2 separate regions of the Homo sapiens genome follow, and region 1 is linked to region 2. Evidence: chromatin loops called from intact Hi-C (ENCODE). Cell type or tissue: stomach. All regions are shown on one strand. Each heading gives the region's core, and the rest is flanking DNA. Links, peaks and the distances in the headings are about the cores only.

What was found. Peaks named below come from ENCODE experiments on the same cell type or tissue, not always from the same donor. Only the 100,000 strongest peaks of a DNase experiment are listed, where the experiment ranks them.
Region 1: it touches region 2 in a loop (4-fold over the local background); 75 of 110 quality-filtered maps call a loop at or near these places.

The regions. Positions count from the first base shown.
Region 1 is chr17:64,302,447-64,310,922 of GRCh38, reverse strand. It overlaps the pseudogene RPL31P57. Among named protein-coding and RNA genes, the nearest start is that of TEX2, 43 kb to the right of the region's middle. In stomach, for the core only: a CTCF peak has its summit at 3,864 (motif pointing left); a DNase peak (open chromatin) is centred at 3,842.
Region 2 is chr17:64,408,020-64,416,495 of GRCh38, reverse strand. No RefSeq gene overlaps it. Among named protein-coding and RNA genes, the nearest start is that of PECAM1, 21 kb to the right of the region's middle. In stomach, for the core only: no CTCF peak of the experiment used is centred there; a DNase peak (open chromatin) is centred at 4,275; H3K4me3 peaks cover 887 bases; H3K27ac peaks cover 868 bases.

The DNA of each region.
Region 1 (8,476 bases), core at 381-8,380, 110 kb after region 2:
AATCCCAGCTACTCAGGAGGCTGAGGGGGGAGAATCGCTTGAACCCGGGAGGCGGAGGTTGCAGTGAGCCGAGAGACGCCACTGCACTCCAGCCTGGGTGACAGAGCGAGACTCTATCTCAGAAACACAAAAAAGACTTTATGTAACTTGAAGAAACAGAGCTGGCTTCCCCTCTGGTCTCTGTGCTCTTCCCCTCTGCCTTAGAGATAGCTGGGCCTGGGGAGTTCCAGGCAGAGAGTCAGCAAAGGAAAGAGGAGAAGGTTTATAGTAGAAACTCAATAAACATTTGTTGATGTATTCAACAAATCCAAACCATGAGTTGCCTGTGGTTTAATGTTTGTCAAAGATTTGAGACGTTGGTGGATAATTACAGAAGATATTCCTAGACATGTTTATTCTAGATTCTTTAGTTTTCATCTTCATTTTCAGTTGGATCATCACAATATAATTCACCTGAACCATAAGAACTATAATGTGTTTTTCTGTTTGTTTGTTTGTTTGTTTTGAGACAGGGTCTCGTTCTGTCACCCAGGCTAGAGTTCAGTGGTGTGATCTTGGCTCATTGCAACGTCCACCTCCTGGGTTCAAGCGATTCTCATGCCTCAGCCTCCCAGGTAGCTGGGATCACAGACTCATGCCACCAGGCCTGGCTAATTTTTGTAATTTTAGCAGAGACAGGGTTTCACCATGTTGGCCAGGCTGGTCTCGAATTCCTGGCCTCAAGTGATCCACCTGCCTTGGCCTCCCAAAGTGCTGAGATTACAGGCATGAGCCACCATGCCCAGCCTATAATGTGATTTAATATTATACCCTTAGTCTTTGCAGATAAAACAACAATGTTCTTCAACCATGACTTTGGGTTTTTTTGGTAAACATTGTCCAATGTGAGGCCAAAGGGATATTACACAGGGTTCTCCAGGACCAGGTTCCTCCTGGATGTGAGTCCCTGCGGAGCACTCAGTCTTCCTTAGCTCAGACAAGGAACGTTATGGAGTCCCACGTGCTTCCCGTTTAACCTCAGCTGCCAGAGGACTCAGAGCCAAATTCTGCCCCCATTAGAGTAATTAACTATGATCTAGTGCCTGTTAGGCTGACTCCCTCTTCCTTTAGATGATATCTCTTCCATTTGGACTCCTAACTGTTCCATTCTATATTACCTCTCATCTTGTCCACTGCTTCAGATCCTTTGGGGAAAATACCTAACACAAATTAAAAAATAAAATAAAATTAGAGCTTAGAAAATTAACTGATAGAAACCAGTCCGGCTTTTAGATTGTATTCATTTAGAAGAATAAGAAGAATATTCCCACAGTCTATGTGACCCTGGGCAAATCTTCGTCTTGCCCAGAGACCTAGGGCTCCTTTCTTCATCAATGAAATGAGGGGATTGGACTCTGTTATCTTGAAGGTCCTTTTAAGCTTCATTCATTCAGCAAATATTTCATATGCACCTACTATGTGCAGACACTGTTCTAAGTGCTCAGAAAATATCAGTGAAGACAATAGACAGACAAAGATCCCTTCCCTCATGGAAGTTAGATTCTAGCAGGGGGAGACAGAAATGAACAATAAACGCAGGAGGTAGATTATATGATATGTGAGAAGGTGGAGAAGGCTGGAGGAAACAAAGAATCAAGCAAGTTAAGGGAGGGTGTGAGGGGGTGGGGGAGGCAGCAGTGTTTAATAAGGATGTCTGGGTGAGCCTCATCAAGAAAGTGAATTTTCACTTTGACAGGCCAAGGTGGGTGGATCACTTCAGCTCAGGAGTTTGAAACCAGCCTGGGCAACATGGCAAAACCCCGTCTCCACAAAAAATACAAAAATTAGCTGGGCATGGTGATGCATGCCTGTAGTCCCAGCTACTATGGAGACTTGGGAGGATCAATTGAGCCCAGGAGGTTGAGGCTATAGTGAGCCATGATCACGCCATTGTATGCCAGCCTGGGTGACAGAGCAAGACCCTGTTTCAAAAACAAAACACAAACAAAAAAGAAAGGTTTGAGCTAAGAACTTGCAGGAGACAAGGAAATTAGTCAAGCAGAAGGATATCTGGGGGAATGGCATGCGAGGCAGAAGGGAAAGCTAGGGTCGAGGCCCTCTGGGAAAGAAGCAAGGCCAAGGGGCTGGAGTAGAGGGAGGAAGAGGGGAAGTAGTGGAAGATGAGACTAGCTTTACTACTGATTATGATGTAAGAATAGTGGCCAATTTCCTTTCCAACTTGGGCCCGGCAGAATGGCTCCTGCAAAGAAGGGTGATGAGAAGAAGAAGGGTCATTCCGCCATCAACGAGATGGTGACCCGAGAATACCCCATCAACATTCATAAGTGCATTCATGGAGTGGGCTTCAAGAAGCGTTCCCCTCAGGCACTCAAAGAGCTCCGGAAACTTGCCCTGAAGGAGATGGGAACTCCAGATGCACACTTTGATACCAGGCTCAACAAAGCTGTCTGGGCCAAAGGAATAAGCAACGTCTCATACTGTATCCATGTTCGGTTGTCCAGAAAATGTAATGAAGATAAAGATTTACCAAACAAGCTCTATACTTCGGTTGCCTACGTACCTGTTACCACTTTAAAAAAATCTACAGTCGGTGTGAATGTGAACTAACTGCTAATCATCAAATATACCAAATAAAGTTATAAAATTGTTTTTTGTTTGTTTGTTTGTTTGTTTTTTGGGGGGGTGGGATAGAATCTTGCTCTGTCACCCAGGCTGGACCACAGTGGCGTGATTTTGGCTCACTGCAACCCCCACCTCCCGGGTTCAAGCAATTCTCCTACCTCAGCCTCCCTTGTAGCTGGGACTGCAGGCATGCACCACCATGCCCAGCTAATTTTGGTATCTTTAGTACAGATGGGGTTTCAGCACGTTGGCCAGGCTGGCCTCAAACTCCTGACCTCAAGTGATCTGTCCGCCTTGACCTCCTAAAGCGCTGGGATTAGAGGCATGAGCCACTGTGGGGGCCAAAATTGTTTAAATATATATATATATATATATATATATATATATATATATATATATATATATATATATAATAGTGGCCAGGCATGATGGCTCATGCCTGTAATCCCAGCACTTTGGGAGGTCAAGGCGCTTTGGGAGGGCAAGATGGGAGGATCCCTTGAGCCCAGGAGTTCGAGACCAGCCTGGGGAACATACAGAGATCCTGTCTCCAAAAAAATGTTTTAAATTAGCCAGGTGGAGTGGTGCATGCTTGTGATCCCAGCTACTCAGGAGGCTGAAGCAGGGGGATCACCTGAGCCTCAGGGGTCAAGGCTGCAGTGAGCCGTGATGGCTCCACTGCACTCCAGCCTGGGCAACAGAGTGAGATTTTGTCTCAAGAACAGAAGCCACTAATTGTAAATAGATTATAGTTCTTCATAGGCTTGTTCTAAACCCCTGCTACTCAAAGCGTGCTCTTCAAATCAGCAGCATCACAATCACTTGGCCATTGTTAGAAATGCAGAACCTTGGCCAGGACAACGGCTCATGCCTGTAATACCAGCACTTTGGGAGGCTGAGGTGGGAGGATCGCTTGAGCGCAGGAGTTTGAGGCTGCAGTCAGCCGTGATCACGCCACAGCACTCCAGCCTGGCTGGCAGAGTGAGACCCTGTCTCAAAAAAAAAAAAAAAGAAAGAATCTTGGGACCCATTACAGGTCTACGAAACTATAATCCTAATTAGCAAGATCCCCAGATTATGGAAAAGACACCACGTGCCTTTATAAATATATGGGCACTGCCAACATCATATGCTTTACCAAATAACAGCCTTAGTTGATTGAGACAAAACGAGTTTTCTTGCCTTAAGTTGCCCTTTCACAAGGGTTTTTGAGGACCAGGACCTACCAAGTGCGCCACCTGGTGGCAGCACAGATAAAATTTACACTCTAGGACCAAGATCACGTGTAGAATTCAAATAGCATAAAGTAATTATAGTTTTAACACAATTGGCTTGGACTTTTCAAAAATATCCATGTCAGAAAAGATCAAAATGGTCTGAAAAACTGCTCTAGATTAAAAGAGACCAAAGGGTCTGAACCGCTAAATGCAATCTGTTCAAAAAGCTATTCAAGGGCAGGCACGGTGGCTCATGTCTGTAATCCCAGCACTTTGGGAGGCCAAGGTGGGTGGATCACCTGAGGTCAGGAGTTTGAGACCAGTCTGACCAACATGGTGAAACCCTGTCTCTATTAAAAATACAAAAATTAGCCAGGCATGGTGACAGGCGCCTGTAATCCCAGCTACTCGGGAGACTAAGGCAGGAGAATTGCTTGAACCCAGGAGGCAGAGATTGCAGTGAGCCAAGATCGTGCCACTGCACTCTAGCCTGGGCAACAGAGCGAGACTCCATCTCAAAAAAAAAAAAAAAAAAAAAGCTAGTCAAGTACATAATTGGGCCAATTGGGAAAATTGAATATGGAATATATATCACAATATAGTATTAATGTTAAATTTCTTTCTTTCTTTTTTTTTGAAACAGTGTCTTGCTCTGTCATCCAGGCTGGAGTGCAGTGGCATGATGGTGGCTCACCGCAGCCTCAACCTCCTGGGCTCAAGCAATCTTTCCACCTCAGCCTCCGAGTAGCTGGGACCACAGGTGTGCGTCACCATGTCTGGCTAATTTTTTGTAAGTTTTGTACAGACAAAATTTCGCCATATTGCCCAGGCTGGTCTCAAACTCCTGGGTTCAAGTGATCCACCTGCCTCAGCCTCCCATAGTGCTGGGATTACAGGCATGAGCCACTGTGCTTAGCCTAATGTTAAATTTCTCAAGCATGGTAATATACTGTAATTATATAGAATGTCCTCATTCTTAGGGGATACATGGTGAAGTAATATTAGAAATATGATGCCTGCAACTAACTTTCAAAATATTTAGCAAACATTGAAATAATTTTTTTTTTTGAGAGGAAGTCTCACTCTGTTGCCCAGGCTGGAGTGCAGTGGTGTGTTCTCGGCTCACTGCAACGTCCGCCTCCTGGGTTCAAGCAATTCTCCTGCCTCAGCCTCCCGAGTAGCTGGGATTACAGGCGCGCACCACCATGCCTGGCTAAATTTGTATTTTTAGTAGAGACGGGGTTTCACCGTGTTGGTCAGGCTGGTCTTGAACTCCTGACCTCAAGTGATCCACCTGCCTCGGCCTCCCAAAGTGCTGGGATTATAGGCGTGAGCCATCGTGGCTGGCCAGAATAATTTTTTTGAGACAGGATCTCACTCTGTTGCCCAGGCTGGAGCACAGTGGTGAGATCTTGGCTCACTGCAATTTCAACCTCCCTGGCTCAAGTGATACTCCCACCTCAGCCTCCTGAGTAGCGGGTCCACAGGCACATACCACCATGCCTGGCTACTTTTTGTATTTTTTATAGAGACAGGGTTTCGCCCAGGCTGCCCAGGCTGGTCTCGAACTCCTGGCCTCAAGTGATCTGCCTACCTTGGGCTCCCAAAGTGTTGGAATTATAGCCATGAGCCACCACACCCAGCCAAAAATTAAAATAATTTTTAAAAAATGTTTGCGTGTGTGTGTGTATGTGTGTGTGTACAAACACAGAGGAGGAGAGATAAAGCAAATGGGCAAAATGCTAGCAACAAATGAATCTAGGTGAAGGATATACAAGTGTTCATTGTACTATTTCTTGTAACTTTTCTGAAAGCTTGAAATTTTCAAAATTAAAAAAAGGAGGCGGGCACAGTGGCTCACACCTGTGATCCCAACACTTTGGGAGGCTGAGGCAGGCGGATTACCTAAGGTCAGGAGTTGGAGACCAGCCTGGCCAACATGGTGAAACCCCATCTCTACTAAAAATACAAAAATTAGCAGAGTATGGTGGTGGGCACCTGTAATCCCAGCTACTCAAGAGGCTGAGGCATGAGAATCGCTTGAACCCAGGAGGCGGAGGTTGCAGTGAGCCGAGATCACACCACTGCACTCCAGCCTGGGCGACAGAGCAAGACTCAGTCTCAAAAAAAAAGAAGGGAGTATCACTTTTGGATACACTTTAAGTTGCAAGGAACTACTTAAGAAGGAGCCCTAGGATGTGTGGATCAGGCAGAAACAGCTGAAGTAAACTTGAATCCCAACTCAACGCTTATCTCTGTTTCTCTGGCTTATTGTTCTTGAGAGGTTAAAGATCAAACCTGTGAGTAGATAGAAAACTGAAGAGTTGATGTCCTACCTCTCTGGGCTGTGGAAGGAATGGAGGTGGGAAATCAGACACCTGTTTAAAAACAGAAAGGGCCGGGTGTGCTGGCATTTGCCTATAATCCCAGATGCTTGGGAGGCTGAGGCAGGACAATCACTGAGCCCAGGAGTTCAAGACCCTGTCTCAAATAAAAGGTAATTTTTTTTCTTTTTTTTTTTTTTTGAGAAGGAGTCTCGCACTGTCACACAGGCTGGAGTGCAGTGGCACGATTTCGGCTCACTGCAACCTCCGCCTCCTGGGTTCAAATGGTTCCCCTGCCTCAGCCTCCCGAGTAGCTAGGATTACAGGCTTGAGCCACCAAGCCTGGCTAATTTTTGTATTTTTAGTAGAGACGAGGTTTCACCATGTTGACCAGGCTGGTCTCGAACTCCCGACTTCAGGTGATTCACCCGCCTCAGCCTCCCAAAGTGCTGGGATTACAGGCGTGAGCCACCGTGCCCAGCAAAAGATTTTTTTTTTAAGAAAAAAAAAAAAAAGGTGGCTTACACCTGTAATCCCAGCACTTTGGGAGGCCGAGGTGGGTGGATTGCTTGAGCTCAGGAGTTTGAGACCAGCCTGGGCAACATGGCAAAATTTTGTCTCTACGAAAAATACAAAAATTAGCTGGGCATGGTGGTAGGTGCCTGTGGTCCCAGCTACTTGGGAGGCTGAGATGGGAGGATCACTTGAGCCTGGGAGATGGAGTTTGCAGTGAGCCAAGATCGTGTCACTGCACTCCAACCTGGGTAACAGAGTGAGACCCTGTCTCAAAAAAAAAAAAAACTGTCATCATGAAATGTCAAGATCTATCAGTGAATGGAGCTCATTGCAAGTTAGGACTTTCTCAGCCACTCAACATCCATTACTGAGCACACTATGGAAGGATGAAGGGTTGGTGGGTTGAAAGGGAAAGTCTGAGTAGAAGAGTTGAGGGCACTCAGCTGGAGGTAGACTGAGTCCCACAGAAGCATTTCCACTCTGCTTGCTGCTGCACAATTGTGTGTTGACCTCCTTACTCAGAGGGTGGGAGGGCGATGGTCTTTGTTAAGGAAGGGCAGGGAAAGCCCAGGCTCACAGCCCCCTTGGCCTCCTCACCAGGGCAGGCTTAGCCCCTCACAAAGTCTCCAGGGCCAGCAGCCTGGCCTGACGGGCCCATGTGTTCAAGCCCAGGAGAATTTCCCATTCTTTAAGTTGCTGGTGAGGGTGACTCCAGGGAAGGGACCCTGTCTGGCTGAAAGCTTCCCAGCAGAGCCTGAAGAATCTCTTCAGCTCCTTCCCATCTGGTCAGACCTCTCACCCAGACAGTTGCCATCTCTGGCTCTTCATAACTGGCAGTACCCAGTGAGAAAATAACAGAGCTTGGCCCGGCTTAGTGGCTCAGCACTTTGGGAGGCCGAGGCAGGTGGATCGCTTGAGGCCAGGAGTTCAAGACCAGCCTGGCCAACATGGTGAAACCCTGTCTCTACTAAAATTACAAAAATTAGTTGAGTATGGTGGTGCACGCCTGTAATTCCAGCAACTCAGAAGGCTGAGGCACAAGAATAGCTTGAACCCAGGAGGTGGAGATTGCAACAAGCTAAGATTGCACCACTGCACTCCAGCCTGGGTGACAGAGCAAGACTCTGTCTCAAAAAAAAAAGACAGAAAATAACAGAGCTTTAGGAATAAGATGAAGATGTAATCTCAGGCATTAGCATCACCCTGGAATCCTACAGGGGTAGATCCTGCCTTAGTGCAAATGGTTTAGGGGGCCCTTTGATCTTCTCTCTGCCATTCCTATTCCAGCCAATCAGCTTCTTTTATTTTCTCTCTGTTAACCATTAACTCAACATTGCTCTGCCTGACCCCCAGCTCCACCTATTACTTCTGAGCTGATAACCAAGTCAGAGAATAAAATATTATCTTATATTTATATCATGCTTTACAATTGACTGAGCTCTTTCTGATAATGTTCTCAATAAGCCTCATTCTATCATGTGAAGAAGGTATGATCCCATTTTAGAGCAGGGAAAATAAAGTTCAGAGAGGTCAAGCAACTTGCCCATGATCACACAGCTGGTTGACAGAGGTTTTACAACTAGCCCACTTCCCCTGCTATCCAACAACTTAGAGCAGAGGTTTACAAATGTTAGCTGCATATTAGAATCACCTGGAGATCTTTAAAAAGCTGATGCCTGGGTCCCATCCTCAAACATTCTCATTTAATTGGTCTGGGGTGAATTTGGACACTGGGAGGTTTTTAAAGCTGCCCAGGTGATTCTAATGTTTAGCCAGGGCCAAGAATCACTACTAAGC
Region 2 (8,476 bases), core at 92-8,091:
CCACATATATGTGAATGTTAGTTTTATTGGACAAGGTCAAAAAAGTTTCTCTCCCATAGAAGGGAAAAATGAGACATCTTTCTCTCTTTGCTTTGAATGATTGTGTGTTTGGAGGTGAGTGTGTCGTGGGTTTGTAATTCACCTCCTTAGGGGCAGGGAAGTGTGGTACTCATTTTTGTAGCCCCTCATCCAGCCTGCACAGAGCATTTAGTGGCCATTCAGTCAATGAGAGTCTGTATATTTCTCTAATTTCTGGGCAGCAAAACGGGGTAGGTGGTTGATTTTAGTATTTGGAGCATCCAACAAGGAGAGGACTGTTCCCAACTCTCCGGTTTGTCCTGTGGTGTTTCTTTCTTTTTGTTGTTGTTGTTTGTTTGTTTTGAGATGGAGTCTTGCTCTGTCACCCAGACTGGACTGCAAGGGTACGATCTTGGCTCACTGCAACCTCTGCCTCCTGGGTTCAAGCAATTCTCCTGCCTCAGCCTCCCGAGTACCTGGGAGGGACTACAGGCGTGTGCCACCATGCCTGGCTAATTTTTGTATTTCTAGTTAGAGATGGGGTTTCACCATGTTGGCCAAGCTGGTCTTGAACTCTTGATGTCAAGTGATCTGCCTGCCTCAGCCTCCCAAAGGGCTGGGGTTATAGGCATGAGCCACTGCGCCCGGCCTGTCCTGTGATGTTTCTGACCTTGAGTCTTGCCCTCCGCAGGCCGTGGGCACCGGGAAGACAAAGCTAACGTGACTGTTTAGAATGTATTTCCTATTGGCCGGGCGCAGTGGCTCACGCCTGTAATCCCAGCACTTTGGGAGGCCAAGGCGGGTGGATCATCTGAGGTTGGGAGTTCAAGACCAGCCTGTCCAACATGGAGAAACACTGTCCCTACTAAAAATACAAAATGAGCCGGGCATGGTGGCCCATGCCTGTAATTCCAGCTACTCGCGGAGGCTGAGGCAGGAGAATCACTTGAACCTGGGAGGCGGAGGTTGCAGCGAGTGGAGATCGCACCATTGCACTCCAGCCTGGGCAACAAGAGCGAAATTCCATCTCAAAAAAAAAAAAACGTATTTCCTACCTTGGTGGCTTCTATGGGTTCCTGGGAAGGTGGGATGGTTTTTGCAGTTGTATTTTGCTAGAGGTGACAGTGGGGAGGAAGTGCATGGAAGGTAAAGCTGGGGGTTTTTTTGTTTGTTTGTTTTTGTTTTCTTTGAGATGGAGTTTTGCTCTTGCTACCCAGGCTGGAGTGCAGTGGTGTGATGTTAGCTCACTGCAACCTCTACCTCCCGGGTTCAAGCAATTCTCCTGCCTCAGCCTCCCTAGTAGCTGGGATTACAGGCACCTGCCACCAGGCCCGGCTAATTTTTTTTGTATTTTTAGTACAGATGGGGTTTTACCATGTTGGCCAGGCTGGTCTTGAACTCCTGACCTTAGGCGATCCACCTGCCTTGGCCTCCCAAAGTGCTGGGATTACAGGTGTGAGCCACCCTGCCCAGCCAAAGCTGTGTTTTTTTAAGCAACAATATTATTCTAGGCATTGTGCTAAATTTAACAGCTTTACCTACCATAAAACTCACCCATTATAAGTGTACAATTAATTCAGGGTCTCTTAGTTAGGCTTGCACATAAAATACAGGATATCCAGTTAAATGTGAATTCCAGGCTGGGCACAGTGGCTCACACCTGTAATCCCAGCACTTTGGGAGGCCTAGGCAGGCAGATCAGTTGAGGTCAGGAGTTCGAGACCAGCCTGGCCAAAGTGGTGAAACCCCCGCCCCTACTAAACATACAAAAATTAGCTGGGTTTGTGTTGCGTACCTGTAATTCCAACTACTTGGGAGACTGAGGCAGGACAATCGCTTGAACCAGGGAGGCGGAAGCTGCAGTGAGCTGAGATCGCGCACCTGTAATTCCAACTACTTGGGAGACGGAGGCAGGAGAATCGCTTGAACCAGGGAGGCGGAGGCTGCAGTGAGCCGAGATCGCGCCGGTAAACAGCAAATGTTTTCTTTTCTTTTCTTTTCTTTTTTTGAGATGGAGTTTCGCCCTTGTTGCCCAGGCTGGAGTGCAATGGCGCAATCTTGGCCCACTGCAACCTCCGCCTCCCGGGTTCAAGCGATTCTCCTGCCTCAGCCTCCCGAGTAGCTGGGATTGCAGGCATGTGCCACCATACCCAGCTAATTTTGTATTTTTAGTAGAGACAGGGTTTCTCCATGTTGGACAGGCTGGTCTCGAACTCCCAACCTCAGGTGATCCACCTGCCTCAGCCTCCCGAAGTGCTGGGATTACAGGCGTGAGCCACTGCGCCCAGCCCAGCAAATACTTTCTTAGTGTAAGTATATCCCATGCAATATGCAAGGATGTCCCATCTGAGACATACTTATATTAAAAATAGTATTTATTGCTTATCTGAAATTTAAATGGGCATCCTGTATCTTTATTGACGAAATTCGGGAACCCTACAATTTGTGAAGACAGAGTTGTACAAGCATCACCACGATCCAGTTGAGCACATTTTCTTCACCCCCAAAAGTTCCCTCTTGCCCAATGGCAGTCGTCCTCCGATCCCTCTCCAAGTCCCAGGCAACCTCTGGTCGGCATCCTGTCTCTATAGATTTGGAGAAGACTGTATTTTTAAGTGGAGAGACTTGGCTGTTACATAACTGTTTAGCACCCGAGTATTTGCATGAAGAGTTTCATTTCATTTTTTCAAGTGGAACCATGGAGGAGAGTGGCTGCCCAAGGTGGGGTTTGTCTTTTGCCGTCTGAGTGGCCCCTGGGATGCAGGTATGTCCATTATTTAAATCTCTTGGTGTTTACAGACCACATGGGTAACCCCTGTTGTGGCAAGGCTGAGGGCCTCTTCACCTGTCACTGAGTGTGGGGACTCTTTTCAGGCCTGGGCAGGGCAGGAAGTCTGGAGGGGATATCAGGTGATCAGAGGGCCATTCGAGAATGCTGCAGGCTACAGTGACAAAATGCTGGTCCTGGGCTATCTGAGACCAGTCCTGGAATGACTTAACTAAATTAAATCTTATGAATCAAGGTGCCTAGCACCGTGCCTGTTGCCTAAAGTGTAGCTGGAAAATAGTCTCCCACGAATCCAGAGTGACATTTGCTCCATACCCAGTTGGGCCTAAGCCTCTAGATCTAGAGATATCCATGAAGAATGGCTCTTGCTTTAAGAACTTAATTCTTTAGTGACTAATGTTTCTAGAGCATTAACCGCAGGCAAGCATTTTCTAAGAGCTTTACATATGTTAATGTCCAATCCTCACAGACACACTGTGAGGCAGATGCTCGCATTCTCTCCATCTTGCCTATGAAGAAATCAAGGCTCAGAGAAGTTAAGCAAATCCCCTGAGGTCACACAGCTAGTCTGGGCCTAGAAGAGCCTTTTCTCCTACTATTACTCTGTGTTGCTTCATAATATGGTGTAAGTTCTGTGGGAGCCCAGAAAGCAAGGCATCTGAGCTACTGGGAAGGAGGGATGAGACAAGTACCCTGAGGAGTTAGCTGACCAAGGAAGCAGGGAACAGCATTTCAAGCAGAAGGAACAGCACATGCAAGGGTTACAGGCAAGAGACCGTGGCCTGCATAAAGAGTGGCTGATGACGTTTGGGATAAACGACTTCCCAGAACATTTCAAAAAAACTCAAATGTTTTCTTTGGGGAAAATAGTCTGATTTTGGCAAGAGAAAGAATCTCAGAAGAGAGCCTTGAGACCTTCAGGAGCTATTGTTAACTTGGTGAATTGTCTCTGGTGCATCTCTCTCCCTCACAAGGCCTGTTTGTTCTTCTGTGATAAAAGGGCTAATAGCACCTGTGCTGTGGGCTCATTTAATAGAACACAGTCGTGTGTAGGGCGTAATAGAAGAGAATGGAATGGAATAATGTAGGTGGCATGCATCGAGAGCTTCGCATGTGGTGGCCACCCAGGTGTGGCACAGCCCTGGGCCCCGACGCATCCGCTCGGGCACCCATGCCTTACTGACACATTGAAGAGGAGCTGGGAATTTGTTTTCCATCTGGCAGAGCCCCTTCCGTCTTCCTCTACCTGCGGTTCTGGGGGCTCAGTCTGGAGAGGCGCCAGGCGGCTAACTGACTCTGGCATTGGGAATGCGTTTGCAGGGAGCCAGGGGAAGGGAGAAGTCTTACTGCCGGCTCCCTCCAGGCTCCCTTCCTCGTGATTTATCACTATGGAAACTGAGCTCCTTTCCTCTTCGCGCTGCCGGCTGGTGGGGGTGCACATTGTTGATGCCGTTGCCCCACAGATCAGAAGTTCCTTCCTCTTTCCTGCTGCAGAAATGCCACAGTAACCTACGTGGCCCAAGAACTGCAGCTCACACCTGAAGAGCCCAGTCTTGGGAAAAACAATCTCATCGGATTCCCCAGGGGTTACGGGGGCCTTCTGGGTAAGCAGAGCCGGCCTGAGAACAATGTCAGGGGAGAACAATGCAGCCACCGGGCTGAGCTGGTGGCCCTGCTGTTCCTCTTCCTTCAGCTTCCCTAGTTGGGGGTTAAAAATGGATTTACAGGCAGTCGCAAGTATATCATGTTAGGCGGCAGAAAACTGAAACTCAGAGTCTCTTAGTGTGGGCAAAGTCTCCCGCGACAACCCACTTGCTGCAGGTGCCCAGCCCTGCATATGCCCACCCATGACATATGCCCACCCACTGCATTTGCCCACTCACTGCATATGCCTACCCATCACATATGCCCACCCACTGCATATGCCCACCCACTGCATATGCCCACCCACTGCGTATGCCCACCCACTGCGTATGCCCACCCCCTGCACATGCCCACCCACTGCACATGCCCACCCACTGTGTATGCCCACCCACTGCGTATGCCCACCCACTGCACATGCCCATCCACTGCACATGCCCATCCACTGCGTATGCCCACCCACAGCATATGCCCACCCACTGCACATGCCCACCCACTGCACATGCCCACCCACTGCATATGCCCACCCACTGCACATGCCCATCCACTGCATGTGCCCACTCACTGCATATGCCCACTCATGACATATGCCTGTCCATTTCATGTGCCCACCCATGACATATGCCCACCCATGACATTCCCACCTAGTGCGTGTGCCTATCCACTGCATATACCCAACCCCTGCATATGCCCACCCATTGCATATGCTTGCCCATTACACATGCCTATCCACTGCATATACCCATCCACTGCATATGCCCACCCACCGCATATACCCACTCACTGCATATGCCCATCCACTACATATACCCACTCACTACATATACCCACTCACTACGTATACCCACTCACTACATATGCCCACCCACTGCATATGTCCTCCCATCACATATGCTCACCCACTGCACAGGCCTGGTGAGAGCTGGCTCTGCTGGACTTGGTCTGGCCCTCCGTAACCATTCCTTAGAGGCCAGTGCCTGGATTACAGCACCCTGGGCATGGCATCACATGTACCTGTGCCAGGTCCTAGACTCAAGGACACAGGGCAAGGGGGGATTCCAGAGACAACAAAGGAAGCTCCCTGGCCAGGAAGTCCTGAGACACTGCCAGGCCCAGCAGTCCCCTTGCTGGCCACACAGACAAGACATGGCCAACCTCAGGGCCTCAGGGTCCTTCTCTGTAAGTTGACCTAAGGGATTCCTCTGTAGCCTCATCCTATGGGGGATGGGAGAGAGGGAGCTAAGAGCACCTCCTACTTGCCCATCTCTCTCTTAAGAGAGGTTCATCTAAGAGTAGCTTTCTGGGGAAACTGGCCTTCAAACGACCTGGGAGAAAAACATTTCATTTAGGAGCTGAGGCTTGTCAATGCATCTCACAATGATTTGCAGAAATCCCCTTTACCTCCCTGAATATACAAGATCTTTTCTAGGTGCAAAATGTTCCTGTTTGTTTTCCGTTTAGAATTTCCCCTTATTGGGAGCATATTTTCTCCCTCTCACCCTCAGAGAAAATTTCCAGGTTCCTTCCACATTCTAAAGAGCAATGTGAAAATTCAAGGTTTTCTGTTTTGTTTTGTTTTGTTTTTTTTGAGACTAAATCTCGGTCTATTGCCCAGGCTGGAGTGCAGTGGTGCAATCTCGGCTCACTGCGACCTCCACCTCCCGGGTTCAAGCGAATTCTCCTGCCTCAGCCTCCTGAGTAGCTGGGCCCACGGCACGTGCCACCACACCTGGCTAATTTTTGTGTTTTTAGTAGAGACAGGGTTTCACCATGTTGGCAAGGCTGGTCTCCAACTCCTGACCTCAAGTGATCCTCCTGCCTCAGCCTCCAAAAGTGCTGGGATTACAGGTGTGAGCCATGGCATCCAGCCCTATTTTTTAAATAGAAATATTTTTATTGAGATAATAGTACATTTGCATGCATTTGCAGTAAATAATACAGAGATATGTGCCAGTTTCCCCTAATGGTAACATTTTGCAAAGCTACAGTACACCATCACAACCAAGTTTTCTGGGTTTTGTTTATTTGTTTGTTTTGTTTTTGAGACAGGGTCTCGCTCTGTTGCTCAGGATGGAGTGCCATGGCCCAATCATGGCTCACAGTAGCCTCCACCTCCCGACTCAAGCAATCCTCCCACCTCAGCCTCCCGAGTAGCTGGGACCACAAGCATGTACCCCCATGCCTGGCTAATTAAAAAACAAAATTCATGTAGAGATGGGGTGTCTCACTATGTTGTCCAGGGGGGTCTCGAACTCCTGGGCTCAAGTGATCCTCCCGCCTCAGCTTCCCAAAATGCTGGGATTACAGTCACCAGCCATAGCGCTGGCTGCAACTGGTCCATTTTTAAAAAGCTCTAATTAAAGCACGTCCTTGACATTTGGGAGGTATTCATCCACAAGCCCAGATGTGTTCTCACATTCTGAGTATTAGGAATGTTTACACAGGCTCCTGACGTGGTCCTAAATCACATGAATCTCATTTCTGTCTAGAAGCACCATTTCCTGTGCATATTCTCATACCCCAACTTGGCTGCCTTTTTGATTTTTACGTATCTATTTATTTCAATTGTGTTTAATCAGGTAATGAAGCTCTAAAGAAACAGGAAACATGGAGACAGTGGTATAGAACAAGGTGAAGGATTACATCCTTGCATAACCTTGGTGAATACATATGTTACATTCAGTGTATTTCAACTGTTTCAGACTTTGATCCCTTCCATCTTTGTTCTAGACCAAAGATTTTTCTATTGTGGAGTATTTCAAGAAGTCCTGAAATGTTTTTCTTTCTGTTTTGTGTTTTTTTTTTTTTTTGAGACAGAGTCTCACTCTGTCACCCAGGCTTGTGTGCGATGGCGTGATCTCGGCTCACCTCTGCCTCCCGGGTTCAAGCAATTCTCCTGCTTCAGCCTCCCGAGTAGCTGGGATTACAGGCGTGCACCACTATGCTCAGCTAATTTTTTGTATTTTTAGTAGAGATGGGGTTTCATCATGTTAGCCAGGCTAGTCTCAAACTCCTGACCTCAGGCGATCCACCTGCCTTGGCCTCTCAAAGTGCTGGGATTACAGGTGTGAGCCACCGCACCGGGCCCTGAAATGTTTTTCTTCCAGAGGCCCTGTGTGAGGAATTAGGGCTCAGGGCTGAAGGCAGGCAGCCAGCATCACCACTTCAGCTGTGGGATCGTGGACAAGAGTACTAACCTCTCTGAGAGTCTTGTTTCTCTCTTGTAAAAAGAGGGTAATAACAGTAACTGACTCATAGGATTAAAGGAAACGTGAGAAATATGTAAGCACTCAATAAATATTAGTTATTATTATTTAAATAAAAGCTCCATAGCGGAGTCTTATAATTTTTAGGAGTAAAATCATAACTCTCATGCAAATATAATATGAACATGTGTCAAATATTTTATTTAACTTATCAATTAATGAGTGAACCAGTGAAATGCTATAACTTACTCAAAGGAGAATCAAAGAGGATATGTATATATGATTAGATTGATTGACCAATTGATCATTAGATATGCAGATATCTACCATCAGGGATGCTAAAATGAGTTGGCTTAAAAGATGTAAAACTGGTTGGGTGCGGTGGCTCACGGCTATAATCCCAGCACTTTGGGAGGCTGAGGCGGGTGGATCACCTGAGGTCGGGAGTTTGAGACCAGCCTGACCAACATGAAGAAACCCCGTCTCTACCAAAACATACAAAATTAGCTGGGCGTGGTGGTGCATGCCTGTACTCCCAGCTACTCGGGAGGCTGAGGCATGAGAATCACTTGAACCCAGGAGGCGGAGGTTGCAGTGAGCCGAGATTGTGCCATTGCACTCCAGCCTGGACAAGAGCGAAACTCCGCCTCAAAACAAAAGATGCAAAATTGCTCAATATCATTAGGGGAATTATCAACTGCATCATCCCCACTGGTCACAACTTGCATTTCTCTGGACAACCTGGAAAATTATAAGATATCTCAAAGACAATGAAAGGCACAGAAACCTCAAAGAGTCAGATAAGCTGGAAGAATGTGCTAGA